2 separate regions of the Homo sapiens genome follow, and region 1 is linked to region 2. Evidence: read pairs that join two places in POLR2A ChIA-PET (ENCODE). Cell type or tissue: GM12878. All regions are shown on one strand. Each heading gives the region's core, and the rest is flanking DNA. Links, peaks and the distances in the headings are about the cores only. Region 1 overlaps IPP (intracisternal A particle-promoted polypeptide). Region 2 overlaps GPBP1L1 (GC-rich promoter binding protein 1 like 1).

Region 1 (7,456 bases), core at 1,692-5,691, 79 kb before region 2:
TCTGCTGACCTTCCCTCCACTATTGTCCTATGACCCTGCCAAATCCCCCTCTACGAGAAACACCCAAGAATGATCAATTAAAAAAAAAAAAAAAAAGATTTCCTCTTGCTACTCTGAAAAATTAAGCAAAACCTAACACTTGGAGAAAATGCATACACTAAAAATAAAAAAATTCAATGAATCCTGTAAATCCTTTCATTATAAAATAAATTTGGTATTGATATACAATTATGGCCTCTGAGTAGCCTTTGAATCATCTTTAGATTCTAAACTTAATTCTGAAAATATGTTTTACCATAGTATAAAATAGTTTTTATGTTTATATTAGAAAAATGATGTTTAAATTTATTTCTAAGAATTACTTTAGGCCAGGTGCAATGGTTCACGCCTATAATTCTGGCACTTTAGCAGGCCAAGGCAGGCAGATCGCTTTAGCACAAGAATTCAAGACCAGCCTGGGCAACATGGTGAAACCCTGTCTCTACAAAAAAAAAAAAAAAAAAAAAAAAAAGGCAAAAAATTAGCCCAGCACGGTGGCATGCACTTATAGTCACTGCTACCTGGGAGGCTGAGGTGGGAGGATCACCTGAGTCCAGGAGGTCAAGGCTACATTGAGCCAGGATTGTGCCATTGCTCTCCAGCCTACTTTAGACCTGGTTTTGAGATTTGAAGTTTTTACTCTTGTCATGCACTGAAAGATTAGGTTGCTATTGAATTACAAATGATTTTATTACAAGTTAAATACACTACTAAGCATTAACGGTGTAATTCTGTAAATACATAATTTAAAATAATGAGTTATTAGTTTTTCTCCACTCTTAGCAATGTTAACATAATTTTGTAGGTTTTTCTGAGTGATATCTTGTTTTACTACAGATATAGTTGATTGTTATTTGCAGTAGCTATGTTGTATAAGTCTGCTGCAAACACGGAATTAGCAAATACTGAACAATTGCTCCTAGGGGAAATACAGGTTTAGGTTCCTGCAAGCCTATAGTCACAACATTTTTGTCACATAGTCAATAGAGCCTTGTTTTATATAGATTTTTTTCTTGTTTTTTTTTTTTTTTTTTTTTTTTTTGAGATGGAGTCTTGCTCTGTCACCCAGGCTGGAGTGCAGTGGCACAATCTCGGCTCACTGCAAGCTCCGCCTCCTGGGTTCACACCATTCTCCTGCCTCAGCCTCCCAAGTAGCTGGGACTACAGGCGCCCGCCACCATGCCCGGCTAATTTTTTGTATTTTTAGTAGAGACAGGGTTTCACCGTGTTAGCCAGGATGGTCTCGATCTCCTGACCTCGTGATCCACCCGCTTCGGCCTCCCAAAGTGCTGGGATTGTAGGTGTGAGCCACTACGCCCGGCCTATATAGGTTTTTGTCTAAAACCACCTTATTTAATATATATTATTGATTCATTAACAATGAACTCATGGCCACCAGTCTATAACTCATCCCTGAATGAAACTCTATCTAACATAGGTATTTTCTCTGTAAGGCACTTCATAGCTTTCTTGCACTTAGGGACACTAGGTAACAACTGAACATTATGGTTAGGGGCCATTTTAAACAGCAAAATTACCAACAAAAAGCACAAAAATGCAAAAAAAAAAATGACACTAAATAGACTGTGGAAAAGGATACTTGTTTATAGCATAAGAGCTGAAATGAGAAGACAGAGTGAAACTTTGACCTCACCCAGAAAGTACATGTAGGGTGATTTAAATTTTTTGCCACTCTGTGCATGTCTGTGAATGACTGCAAAAGAACAAGTGCAGTAGTCCCCCTTTATCCATGGGGGATACATTCTAAGAACCCCCCAGTGGATGCCTGAAACTGTAGGTGATAATGAACCTAATGTACATTATGTTTTTTCCTATAAATACATACCTATGATAAAGTTTAATTTATAAATTAGAGACAGTAAGAGATTAATAATAGCTAATAATAAAGTAGAACAATTATGTTCATATTTGTAATAAAAGTTATGTGGATGTACTTTATCTTAAAATATCTTATTATACTGTCCTTACCCTTCTGGTGATGATATGAGATGATAAAGTACCTATGTGATAAGATGAAATGAGGTGAATGACCTAGGCATTGTGTTACAGTGTTAGGCTGTTAATCAAAACTAATGTAAAACTTAAGAACTGTGTATTTCTGGGCCAGGCACGGTGGCTCATGCCTGTAATCCCCGCACTTTGGGAGGATGAGGTGGGCAGATCACTTGAGCCTAGGAGTTCAAGACCAGCCTGGGCAACATGGTGAAACCTGTGTCTACAAAAAATAGAAAAATTGGCTGGGGATGGTGGCATGTGCTTGTAGACCCAGCTATTCATGGGGCTGAGGTGGGAAGGTCACTTGAACCCAGGAAGCTGAGGCTGCAGTGAGCCAAGATTGTACCACCGTACTCTAGCCTGGGTGGCAGAGCCAGACCCTGTCTCAAAAAAAAAAAAAAAAAAAAAGAATTGTTTATTTCTGGAATTTCCACTTAATATTTTGGAAATATTAATGGGTAATTGAAATCATGGAAAGTAAAACTGCAGATAAGGGGACTACTATATTAATTTTGGGGTTACAAATACATTTTAGCAAGTAGGTATATTCACAAATAAGGAATACATCTTATTCCTTATTTAATTGTGTATAGGAATACACTATTTAAATGTTTAAACAAGGGAGAGAAATTATCCAGACACACATTGGCATGAATCAGGTGAGAATTTAGGAGTGGGACAAAAGCTTTCATGACTGAGTTGGTTTTTCCAAGTGTAGCAGACACAGAGTACTAACAGAAATTTCTTCTGCTAGGAGCAAGGCAGTGTCCCCTAGAAATGGGACATGTTTTCCTACAGCTTTTTCTTTTTTTTTTTTTTTTTTGAGATGGAGTCTCGCTCTGTCGCCCAGGCTGGAGTGCAGTGGCGCGATCTCGGCTCACTGCAACCTCCGCCTCCCGGGTTCATGCCGTTCTCCTGCCTCAGCCTTCCGTGTAGCTGGGACTACGGGCGCCCGCCACCACGCCCGGCTAATTTTTTTTTTGTATTTTTAGCAGAGACGGGGTTTCACCATGTTAGCCAGGATGGTCTCGATCTCCTGACCTCTTGATCCACCCTCCTTGGCCTCCCAAAGTGCTGGGATTACAGTCATGAGCCACCGCGCCCGCCTCCTACAGCCTTTTAAAATTATAATTTATAATTTAAAATTAGACACAGTGAGAGTGTCTAATTCAAGTCCCGAAGTGTTTTTTAAGCATGCCCAGTAGTTATCATCTAGTGGTATTTCAGTGAAGGAAAATACTGCAACGATCAAGGGAGAAGTAAATTGATTTTTTTTTAAGGCAACCATAATATTTTTCAACTTTGAAACTTTTCCTCTTTGATCATATTGGAGAAAATATAAGCAACTTGTGTAGAAAAATGAGACTATAAAATTCAGAGGGAGCAAAATCTTAAATGGTTAAGTTATATTACATGAAATGCGTAGATTTTTTTCCATAGTATATATATTATTGTACTTACAACTGAAATAATTTAGGCAATTTAATATTATTAGATATTTGATTATATGTCTGTTTCTTATATTTTAGAGAATGATTTTACTTATCTTTAAATGGAATATGCTTATTATAAAAAGTTTAGGTAATACAGAAATATAAAAACAACAATAGGCTCGGCGTGGTGGTCACAACTGTAATTCCAACACTTTGGGAGGCCAAGGCGGGATGATCACTTGAGACCAGGAGTTTGAGACTAGCCTGGGCTGAACATAGTGAGACCCTGTCTCTACAAAAAAAAATTTTTTTTTTTTTTTTTGAGATGGAGTCTCGCTCTGTCACTGAAGCTAGAACGCAGTGGTGTGATTTCGGCTCACTGCAACCTCCGCCTCCTGGGTTCAAGTGATTCTCCTGCCTCAGCCTCCCCAGTAGCTGGGACTGCAGGCCTGTGCCACCACGCCCGGATAATTTTTTGTATTTTTAGTAGAGACAGGGTTTCACCATGTTAGCCAGGATGGTCTTGATCTCCTGACCTCATGATCCACCCTCCTTGGCCTCCCAAAGTGCTGGGATTACAGGCGTGAGACACCGCGCCTGGCCTACAAAAAAATTTTTTTTAAAAATTAGCCAGGCGTGGCCTGGTGTGGTGTCACGCATCTGTAGTCCCAGCTACTCGAGAGGCTGAGGCAGGAGAATTGCTTGAACCGAGGAGGCGGAGGTGGCAGTGAGCCAAGATCGCACCACTGCACTCCAGCCTGGCGACAGAGCAAGACTCTATCTCACAAAAAAAAAAAAAAAAAAAAAAAAATAGCCAGGTCTGGTGGTGCTTGCATATAGTCCCAGCTAGGAGGATCAATTGAGCCAAGGAGGTCGAGGCTGCAGTGAGCTGTGATCATGCCACTTCACTCCAGCCTGGGTTAGAGAATGAGACCCTGTCTCAAAAAAAAAAAAAAAAAAAAAAAAGCAAAATTAAATCAATAAAAAATAAAATAAGATAAAAAATAAAGCAAGACCTTGTTTCTACAAAAACAACATTTAAAATTAGTTGCTGGGTGTGGTGTCTCATGCCTTTAATCCCAGCACTTTGGGAGGCAGAGGCAGGTGGATCCCTTGAGGTCAGGAGTTCGAGACCAGCCTGGCCAATATGGTGAAACTCTGTCTCTACTAAAAATACAAAAATTAGCTGGGCGTGGTGGCATGTGCCTGTAGTCCCTGCTACTCTGGAGGCTGAGGCAGGAGAATCACTTGAACCCAGGAGGTTGAGGTTACAGTGAGCTGAGATCGCACCACTGCACTGGAGCCTGGGTTACAAAGCAAGACTCCATCTCAAAATAAAAGCAAATAAAATTAGGCTGGGCACAGTGGCTCACGCCTGTAATCCCAGCACTTTGGGAGGCCAAGGCAGGCAGATCACCTGAGGTCAGGAGTTCTAGACCAGCCTGGCCAACATGGTGAAATCCTGTCTCTACTAAAAATATAAAAATTAGCTGGGTGTGGTGGCACACACCTGTAGTCCCAGCTACTTGGGAGGCTGAGGCAGGAGAATTGCTTGAACCTGGGAGGTGGAGGTTGGTATGAGCTGAGTTTGTGCCACTGCACTCCCACCTGGCAACAGAGCAGGACTCTGTCTCAAAGAAAAAAAAATAGCCAGGTGTGGTGGTGCATGTCTGTATTCCCAGCCACTCAGGAAGCTGAGGCAGGAGAATTGCTTGAACCCAGGAGGCAGAGGTTGCAGTGAGCCGAGATCTCACCACTGCGCTCCAGCCTGGGCGATAGAGTGAGATTCTGTATCTAAATAAATAAATAAGTAAATAATTTAAAATTACCCTGGCATGGTGGTGCCTACTAGTAGTCCCAGCTACTTGGTGGGAGGCCGATGGGGGAGGATCACTTGAGCTCAGGAGTTTGAGGCTGCAGTGTGCTATGACTGTGCCAGTGCACTCCAGCCTGAGCAACAGAGCAAGACTCTTGTCTCAAAGAAAAAAAAATAAGGAAGAAAAGAATAAAAATAAAAATAATTTTATACATATTATTTATAATACAAAAAATTTACCTAAATCTTGCTATAAGTTAACAAAAGAAGAAACTGAAGTAATAACTAATTTCAGATTTATGTTCCCTTGTCCCAAGAAATATTTATTCTAAAAGGTTCATGTAGAATTAAGGACAAAAGATGAAAATCATTAAAAGAATCATAGTTTCAAATTGTATTTCAATTTTAAACAGTATCAACTTTTTGCTAAGAAAAATTAGGTAATTAGCATTTTTATTTTTCTTTCCACTCCTTTTTTTGTGTCAAGGTGTATAGCCCTTATTTATATATATATTTGTAGTCATGATTCCCCTAGCTCTGTCCTTTTAGTTTTGAATTTAAATGGATTTGATGTTCTCTACCAGCTTTTTGACCATGGTCTTTTCATTGATGATTTTTTTTAATATGCATTGTTTTGGTTGGCTGGATTTCATCATCAAGTGCTTTTTTAAAGAAAGCCTCATGATTACTGTGTTTCCTGAATTCCTTCATATTTGAGAATTTCTATGTGTTGCTTTTTAAATTTCACACCAATTTGGGTGGGCATAATACTGTTTTTTTTTTTTGAGACGGAGTCTTACTCTGTCTCCCAGGCTGGAATGCAATGGCGTGATCTCGGCTCACTACAACCTCCGCCTCCCAGGTTCAATCGATTCTCCTGCCTCAGCCTCCCGAGTAGCTGGGATTACAGATGCCCACCGCCACACCCGACTAATTTTTGTATTTTTAGTAGAGACGGGGTTTCGCCATATTGGCCAGGCTGGTTTTGAACTCCTGACCTCAGGTGATCCGTCTGCCTCGGCCTCCCAAAGTGCTCAGGCGTGAGCCACCATGCCTGGCCAATATTCTTTAATTATAATGATTCTCCTATGTCTCCTCTCCTCAAATTTTGTAAGGCATAGTTTGGATTTTGGGGTTTTTTTTTTTAATGACTTGCTTATTTATTTATTTATTTATTTATTTATGTTTTTTTGAGATGAAGTCTTACTTTGTCACCCAGGCTGGAGTCAGTGGTGTGATCTCAGCTCACTGCAACTTCTGCCTGCTGGGTTCAAGCAATTCTTCTGCCTCAGCCTTCTGAGTAGCTGGGGACTACAGGCGTGCACCACTATGCCCGGCTAATTTTTGTATTTTTAGTAGAGATGGGGTTTCACCATATTGGCCAGGCTGTTCTCGAACTCCTGACCTTGTGATCTGCCCACCTCGGCCTCCCAAAGTGCTGGGATTACAGGCGTGAGCCGCTGCACCTGGCCATGACTTGATTTTTCTGATTGAATATCTAAGGAATTCTCTTTCATTATTCTTGATTTGTTTTGAAGTTGATCATTTTTTCATTAGACTGCCATATATCTTTTCTCTTTGAAATTTTAGTTTTTCCTTCATTTTGGGGAAATTTTCTTATGTGAAATTTCTAAATACTTTAAATGTTTCAAGGCCGGGCACGGTGGCTCACACCTGTAATCCCAGCACTTTGGGAGGCTGAGGCAGGCAGATCACGAGGTCAGGAGATTGAGACCATTCTGGCTAACACAGTGAAACCCTGTCTCTACTATAAATACAAAAATTAGCCAGGCGTGGGGGTGGGTGCCTGTAGTCCTAGCTACTCGGAAGGCTGAGGCAGGAGAATGGTGTGAACCCAGGAGGTGGAGCTTTCAGGGAGCTGAGATCGCACCACTGCACTCCAGCCTGGGCGACAGAGCTAGACTCTGTCTCTAAATAAATAAATAAATAAATAAAAATACTTTAAATGTTTCATTTGGTAGTCTTCTTCCTTTTATTGGAACTTCTTTGTCATTCATATTTATCATCTTCTAATGTTACAGTATTTTTTCTCTCTATTCACAATTATTTTCTCAAGCTTTTCCTCCACATCAGTAATTTGATTTTCAGTCATATCTATTGTTTCTAATTTATTAACTCTACAATACTGTCA
Region 2 (7,456 bases), core at 1,374-5,373:
CTGCTCAGATCTTTTATAGGGCTTTAATATTTTTGATCTATTACCTTGATGACATTATTTGTCCACACTTGAGCCCATCTGTCTTTCTAGCTATGACCTTGTTATGAACAGTATTTGCACTCGGTGCAAATATCCATGTCTTACCTAATTAAGCAACATCATAGTGCCATAACTCAAGGAAGTTGAATGAGGTGAACATAGATACAGCTCTTTCCCCTTCCCCCCCTTTTTAAATGTAACAAATACTTTTTATGTTCCCCTTCCCCCCTTCCCCTTTTCCCCTTTCCCCTTTTGGAAACGTGTCAGGAACCAAATAGTTTAAGATGAGCAGTTGAGGGGACTGAGAGAGTGATCGACACAGAACCTGGCTTCTTCGTGCTTCATCATAAGTCGTGCTGCCGGCCAGGTTACTTAAGCACCCTTTTAACAAGGAAACCTTGTGGGAGATCCAGCTGGCCGACTCGAGTTCAGAAACAGGACCACAGAGGTTACACTCTGGGGTAAATATTCTCCATATGTCTAACTTGGAAAGAAGACTCTATGTATATGCATCATGAAAAATACCGACTGCTTTCTGATGTAATTAATTTTGGAGAATATCAGTGGGGTGGTTTGAAGACACCAACAGATCTCAGGAAAACTGATGCTAGTTGGTATTTGAAGAAATTAATGTGAACTAAATATAAAAGCTCTTGAGAGGTTGTATCGTCCTTCTCTAGGAAGATCTTTTTTTCCCCCATCTTGAGGCAGGGTCTCACTCTGTCACCCAGGCTGGAGTGCAGTGGTGCAATCTCAGCTCACTGCAGCCTCAACCTTCCCAGCTCAGGTGATTCTCCCACCTTAGCCTCCAGAGTAGCTGGGACCACAGACGTGTGCCACCACACCTGGCTCCTTTATTATTATTTTTGTACAGATGAGGTTTTGCCATGTTGCCCAGACTGGTCTCGAACTGCTGGGCTCAAGCGATCCACCTCGGCCTCCCAAGGTGCTGGGATTACAGGTGTGAGCCACCGTGCCCAGCCAAGAAGATCTTTTCTACTGCTTTTGCTAGAAGTTACCTGAGTACTTGAAGCAGATTAATCTCTTTTCATAAGTGTCTGTGGTTTTAAATAGATGTTTAATTCTTCATGTTCTTTGATGTAACAATCAAGAATTCATTAGCTTCCTTCATAAAACCTTCCAGATTCACTGGGCGCAGTGACTCACACCTGTAATCCCAACACTTTGCGAGGCTGAAGCAGGATGATCTTTTGAGGCCAGGAGTTCAAGATCAGCCTGGGCAACATAGCAAGACCCTTCCTCTCCAAAAAATAAATCTTCCAGGCTCATGTTACAGTTTTCTTTTGTTTAGAACTTTTGTTTTAACAAAAATTGCTTTTATTTAGAACTTCTCTGAGTTATAAGGCTTGGTAAGTAATCTGTAGACAGGCTCAGAGGGCAGGTCTTTCTGTAAAGAGGAATCTTAGAATAATTACAGATTCCTTTACACATTGGTATCAGATTCTTGTAAACATAAGTGATTTGAATTGTTTTGTTTTCAGATCCTGGCCATGAGGTTGGATGCCTCACCTTACTGAAAGGAGACACTGGACCTAAATGGCGCAGCATGATTTTGTTCCTGCTTGGCTAAATTTCTCAACACCACAGTCAGCTAAGGTACTGTTCTCCATTCCTGTAGTAACTTCTCAAATATGAGAGGGTTTGGGGGTGGTTTTGGTTGTTTTTTGGTTTCATTTTGTTTTGAGACAGGGTCTCCCTCTGTCACCCAGGATGAAGTGCGGTAGTGTGATCACAGCTTACTGCAGCTTTGGCCTCCTGGGCTCAGGCAGTCCTCCTGACTCAGCTCCCAGAGTAGCTGGGCCTACAGGCTGTGTACCACCACGCCCTGCTAATTTTTGTTTTTGTTGTTGTTGTTTTATAGAGATGGAATTTCACCATGTTGCCCAGGCTGGTTTTCAACTCCTAAGCTCAAGTGATCCGCCTACCTGGACTTCCCAAAGTGCTGGGATTACAGGCGTGAGCCACTGCACTCAGCCCAGTCTTGATGTTTTTTAATATATTCAACCTCGTGTGAGGATTTCAAAAACATTTTCATAGACTTAATAGCTTTCTGTTAGAAGGATGTAAGTAATTAGGCAGTCCACATGAATGTCTACCTTATTACTGCCAAGTATCTCACTTTTTTATGTTTCTTTTTTTCTTTTTTTAAGTATCTCACTTTTTTCATTATATCCTAAGGCTTTTCTCATTACATGACACAGTTAAGTGTTGTATTAGCTGCAGCACACTTTGGAGATTAAACGTACTTGCTAACCTATTGTGGAGGTCAAAGGGGCAGAAGTAAAAGGGGAATGGCACTTGGGTAAACAGACCTTTGGAGTGAACACACATTTGTTTATGGCGATAGATGAAGAGGAGGAAAAGGTAGAGGCAGTGATTGTTCAACTACTACATGGATCTCAGATTAAATCCTAGAAACTGTTTTAGAGGCATTAACCTACTTAATAGTTTCAGGGGGGATGTGTGTTGTATTAAGGGTAAACACAAATGGAATTACCAGTTTATATAGATTAAAGCAGACCTAGTCACAGTACACAAAAGAATCAGCCTGAGTTATTGATAAAACGTTTGGGAAGCTAGTAAACTTAAAAGTGCTTCCCATTTTGCCAGCGAATAGAGGAAGGATGAAATTGGTAGGCATTCCCAAAAATAAAGGCCTACCTTTCCTATTTTAAAATGTGGACTTTTGGGAAGGTGCTTCTGGTCTCATCTAGACCCATGATCTTTTGCTCTAAACTTCATTTTGTTTCAATTTTATTTTACTCATTTATTTTTGAGACAGGGTCTCTGTCACCGAGGCTGGAGTACAGTGGCATGGTCATAATTCATTACAGCCTTGAACTCCCGGGCTCAAGCAATCCTCTCGCCCTAGTCTCTAGAGTAGCTGGTACTACAGGTGAGCACCACCATGCCCAGCTAACTTTTTTGGGTTTTTTGTAGAGATAGGGTCTCACCATGTTGCCCAAGGTGGTCTAGAACTGGCCTCAAACGATCCTGTCACCTCAGCCTCCAAAAGTGCTGAGATTACAGGCATGAGCCACTGTACCAGGCTAAACTTCATTTGGGGATTTTTGTTTGTTTTTTTATTGAGACGGGGTCTTACTCTGTTGCCCAGGCTGGAGTGCAGTGGTGCGATCATGGCTTACTGCAGCCTTGACTTCCCTGGCTCAGGCGATCCTCCTACCTCATCCTCCCAGGTAGCTGGGATTACAGGCGCACAGTACCACTCCCAGCTAATTTTTTGTAGTTTTCTGTAGAAGACAGGGTTTTGCCATGTTACCCGGCTGGTCTTGAAATCCTGGGCTCAAGCGATGTACCTGCCTCAGTCTCCCAAAGTGCTGGGATTACAGCAATGAACCACCACACCCGGCTCTAAACATCATTTCAAATTGTCTTAACAAAATTTGCAGGACCTCATAATTGGCCTAATCTGACCCAAAGCTTGGAGCTAGTGGGCTACCTGAAAAGTATATAGATCTATCAGAGAAGAATAATTGTTTTAGCACCGTGAACTTAAGTAAAAAGAATTAGAAGACATTCTTTCATTTTCGAAACTATAATAAGCAAAGCCCTGTGGTTTTGGCATAATGATAGACATAAAAGGAATAGAATAGAGAGTTCAAAAATAGGCCTGTAGAGGCTGGGCTCAGTGGCTCATGCCTGTAATCCCAGCACTTTGAGAGGCTGAGGCAGAAGGATTGCTTGAAAGCCAGGAGTTTGAGACCAGCTTGGGCAGCAAAGTGAGACCTTGTCTCTACAAGAAAAATTTAAAAAAAAAACAACAACAAAAACTAGGCAGGTGTGGTGGTGAATACCTGTCATCTCAGCTACTTGGGAGGCTAAGGCAGGAGGATTGCTTGAGCCAAGGAGTTTGAGGCTACAGTGAGCTGTGATCGGGCTACTGTACTCCAGCCTGGGTGACTGAGACCCTGGCTCTTAAAAAAAAAAAAAAAAGGCTTATGTATGTATTTTGTTGATTTTTGACTAAAGTACAAAGGTAATTCAATGGGGAAGTGATAGTGTTGTGTTTTTGAGCTAGAAGAACTAGCTTCTATCTACATGGGGGCGGAGTAAAGAACCTCAGCCTTTGCTTCATACACAAAAAGATTAACCTGAAATGGAACATAAGTTAAAAAGCTAAAACCATAAAACTTTTAAGAGAAAACAGGAGAAAATCTTTTTACCCACTCGAATGGGTAAAATATTGGCAAGGATGTTGATAGTAAGAAAAATAAATGTAAACATGCCCCGATTTACGGTTTTCCTTGTCAAACATACCCATATTTTCATGGCTTTGTGGACTTTGGTCTCTATCATTTAAGAATGTCATAGAATAAAATTCTTTGAAATAGGAAGGGATATTAGAGTTCATCTATAATAATGTTTCTCAAACTGCTTCCTTCCAGTTTTGTTACCTCAAAGACTTATTTTTTCTCTCTGACCTCTTTCATTATGTGTAAATGAGTAAAATGGGTATGATGCCAAAAGTTTAGTATTGTTACAGGTATTATATCTGGAAATAAATGTTTTATAAAACTGTAAAAACTCTAGTAGTTGGGAGCTGTGGCTTATACCTGTAATCCCAGAGCTTTGAGAGGCCAAGGCAGGAGGATTGCTTGAGGCCAGGACTGAGAGATCAGCCTGGGCAACATAGTGAGACCCCCATCTCTACAAAAAATTTAGAAAATTAGCCAGTCTTAGTGGCATGGGCCAATAGTTCTAGCTACTCCATAGGCCGAGGCAGGAGGATCCTTTAAGCTCAAGGGTAAGCAGCTGTAGTGAGCTTTGATTGTGCCACTGCACTCCAGCCTGGGCGACCGTGAGACTTCATCTCTTTTTTTTTTTTAAAAGTTCTGTAATTACTACTGACCTCCCAAGGTGATATTTCAACCGTTGCCTTCACCCTTATTCCAGAAATACTAAAACTTTAGAATTATTTTTGAGGCAATCATCTTGATTTTCCTCTCCTACAAGGTAAATATTTTTAAGTGTAAAGTTTTGGAGCTTATATTTATGAATATTTGCAAGGCTTTTTTCCCCTCCGCCTCCTTTCATGCAAACAATTGAAGTGGCTAGCTTTTCTCCTCTCCTGGAATAAAGGAAGTGAATTAGCAATTGAATATATAACCTAGGACTTCTCTAAATTAGGCACCTGTGGGTACCCTTAGGGTCCATATGCTTACAATATGAGTTTCTATCACCATTATTACTTGTTTTTTGAAGGCCTGATGCAAAGCCTATTAAGATATTGAAAAGGACTAATAGCTATTTATCCATTTGCCTCTCCATACTTCATCATCTTAGTCACCTACTGCCACCTTCGAAAAACACGGAGAGCACCTACCCAGAGGAGAAGGTAGATTTGGAGTAAGCCGCCGTCGACATAATTCCTCTGATGGTTTTTTTAACAATGGTCCCCTACGAACTGCAGGAGGTGAGCCATGTCCAACTTTCATGACTATATTTAAGCTACTCATTTAGGACAAGCCCAGGCTGTGGGTACATGTCTGTAATCTTGAAATAGGATCTTTTCTGAACATAGTTTTCATTTAGATTCTCTAGTAGTCATTACGCAACTACATTGGCTTTCTAGGTCTAACTATGATTATGATTCTCATGAATCATCTGTTCAGTTGAACTGATTTCAGAAATTACCTCACAAAGAAAAGATACATTTTTTTATTTTTTTTGTGTGGACTTTTTATTAACGAGGTCTCCTGAAGGCCTTTGGCCAATACCGTAAACCAAATCAGGAAGCAAACAATCTAATTAGTCCTTTTCTTTACTATTCTAGATTCTTGGCACCAGCCCTCCCTGTTCCGCCATGATTCTGTGGACTCTGGTGTCTCTAAGGGAGCATATGCTGGAATCACAGGGAACCCATCTGGTTGGCATAGCTCTTCCCGAGGTCATGATGGCATGAGCCAACGTAGTGGAGGTGGCACAGGGAACCATCGCCATTGGAATGGCAGCTTCCACTCCCGGAAAGGGTGTGCTTTTCAGGAAAAGCCACCTATGGAGATTAGGGAAGAAAAGAAAGAAGACAAGGTGGAAAAGTTGCAGTTTGAAGAGGAGGACTTTGTAAGTATGAATCTTTAGATGTGTGGTTAGAAGCCAACAAATAATGTCTGAAATATGAGACCCTGTTAGTAATGAGAACATTTCAGAAATTACAGAAAAAGGAATTTGTAAGTTGAGGTTTTTATTGTTTTAGAGGAAAGAAGTTAAGTTGATAATATTTGAAAATGGTGACCAAAACTCCTATGTAACTTGTAGCAAATTTTTCATCTTTGTGTCTTTGGAATTTAGAAAAATATTTAATTTCTCTTAAGTCTTATAAAGTTTACTCAAATATAATTATGTTAAAATGTACTCTTGCATGTTAAATTGTCTTTTTTCCAACTATGATAAAACATTTTTTCTCTTGATTTTGTTCTCTATCACATAAAATTACTGTGACATGAACATGTAATTGGGAGTATTTCAGCTGTTGCCTATGCGTTCAGTAACACTTGATGTTATTGTGTGTTAAATTACATGCCTTTTGGCCTCTTAAATCAAAGGTAGCATTTTCAGAGTATCTTTAAAATGTTTTAAATATATTTTATTTAAGAAAAGATTATCAGGCTGGGCTCGGTGGCTCATGCTTGTAATCTGAGCACTTTGGGAAGCCGAGGCGGGTGGATCACCTGAGGGCAGGAGTTCAAGATCAGCCTGACCAACATGGTGAAACCCCATATCTACTAAAAACACAAAAATTAGCTGGGCTTGGTGGCAAGTGCCTATAATTCCAGCTACTCAGGAGGCTGAGGCAGGAGAATCACGTGAACCCAGGTGGCAGAGGTTGCAGTGGGCTGAGATTGCGCCATTACACTCCAGTCTGGGCAATAGAGTGAGACTCTGTCTCAAAAAAAAAAAAAAGAAAAAAAAGATTATCATTTTAACAAATCAGTATCTTTAAGTTGGCCAGGCATAGTGGCTCATGCCTGTAATCCCAGCACTTTCAGAGACCAAGGCAGGAGGATTGCTTGATGCCAGGAGTTTGAGACCAGCCTGGGCAGCACAGCAAGATCCTTGTCTCTATAAAAAATTTTTGAAAAATTAGCTGGGCATGATGGCACATGTCTGCGGTCCCAGCCACTAGGGAGACTGAGGCAGGAGGATTACTTGAGCCCAGGAGTTTGAGGCTGCAGTGAGCTATGATTGCCCCACTGCATTCATGCCACCACGCCCAGCTAATTTTTTTGTTTCTTATACAGACTAGCTATCACTATGTTGCCCAGGCCAGTCTCAAATGCCTGACCTCAAGTGATCTTCCCACCTCGGCCTCCCAAAGTGCTAGGATTACAGACAGCCACCACACCCAGCCTCTAGCTGTTTTTAAGTAGCACATCGA

Evidence for each region. ChIA-PET counts read pairs that join two places held together with the same protein. Peaks named below come from ENCODE experiments on the same cell type or tissue, not always from the same donor. Only the 100,000 strongest peaks of a DNase experiment are listed, where the experiment ranks them.
Region 1: POLR2A ChIA-PET joins it to region 2 with 13 read pairs; 3 of 35 experiments call an interaction of 5 or more read pairs at or near these places.

Annotation. Positions count from the first base shown.
Region 1 is chr1:45,732,465-45,739,920 of GRCh38, reverse strand. All of the region lies in intron 3 of IPP (intracisternal A particle-promoted polypeptide), which reads left to right. Among named protein-coding and RNA genes, the nearest start is that of IPP, 14 kb to the left of the region's middle. In GM12878, for the core only: no CTCF peak of the experiment used is centred there; a DNase peak (open chromatin) is centred at 4,159.
Region 2 is chr1:45,653,228-45,660,683 of GRCh38, reverse strand. GPBP1L1 (GC-rich promoter binding protein 1 like 1) reads left to right here. Exons shown (of 13, transcript NM_021639.5): 3 at 1-500; 4 at 1,542-1,656; 5 at 5,365-5,494; 6 at 5,855-6,141. The coding sequence starts at 1,597. Among named protein-coding and RNA genes, the nearest start is that of GPBP1L1, 30 kb to the left of the region's middle. In GM12878, for the core only: no CTCF peak of the experiment used is centred there; no DNase peak of the experiment used is centred there.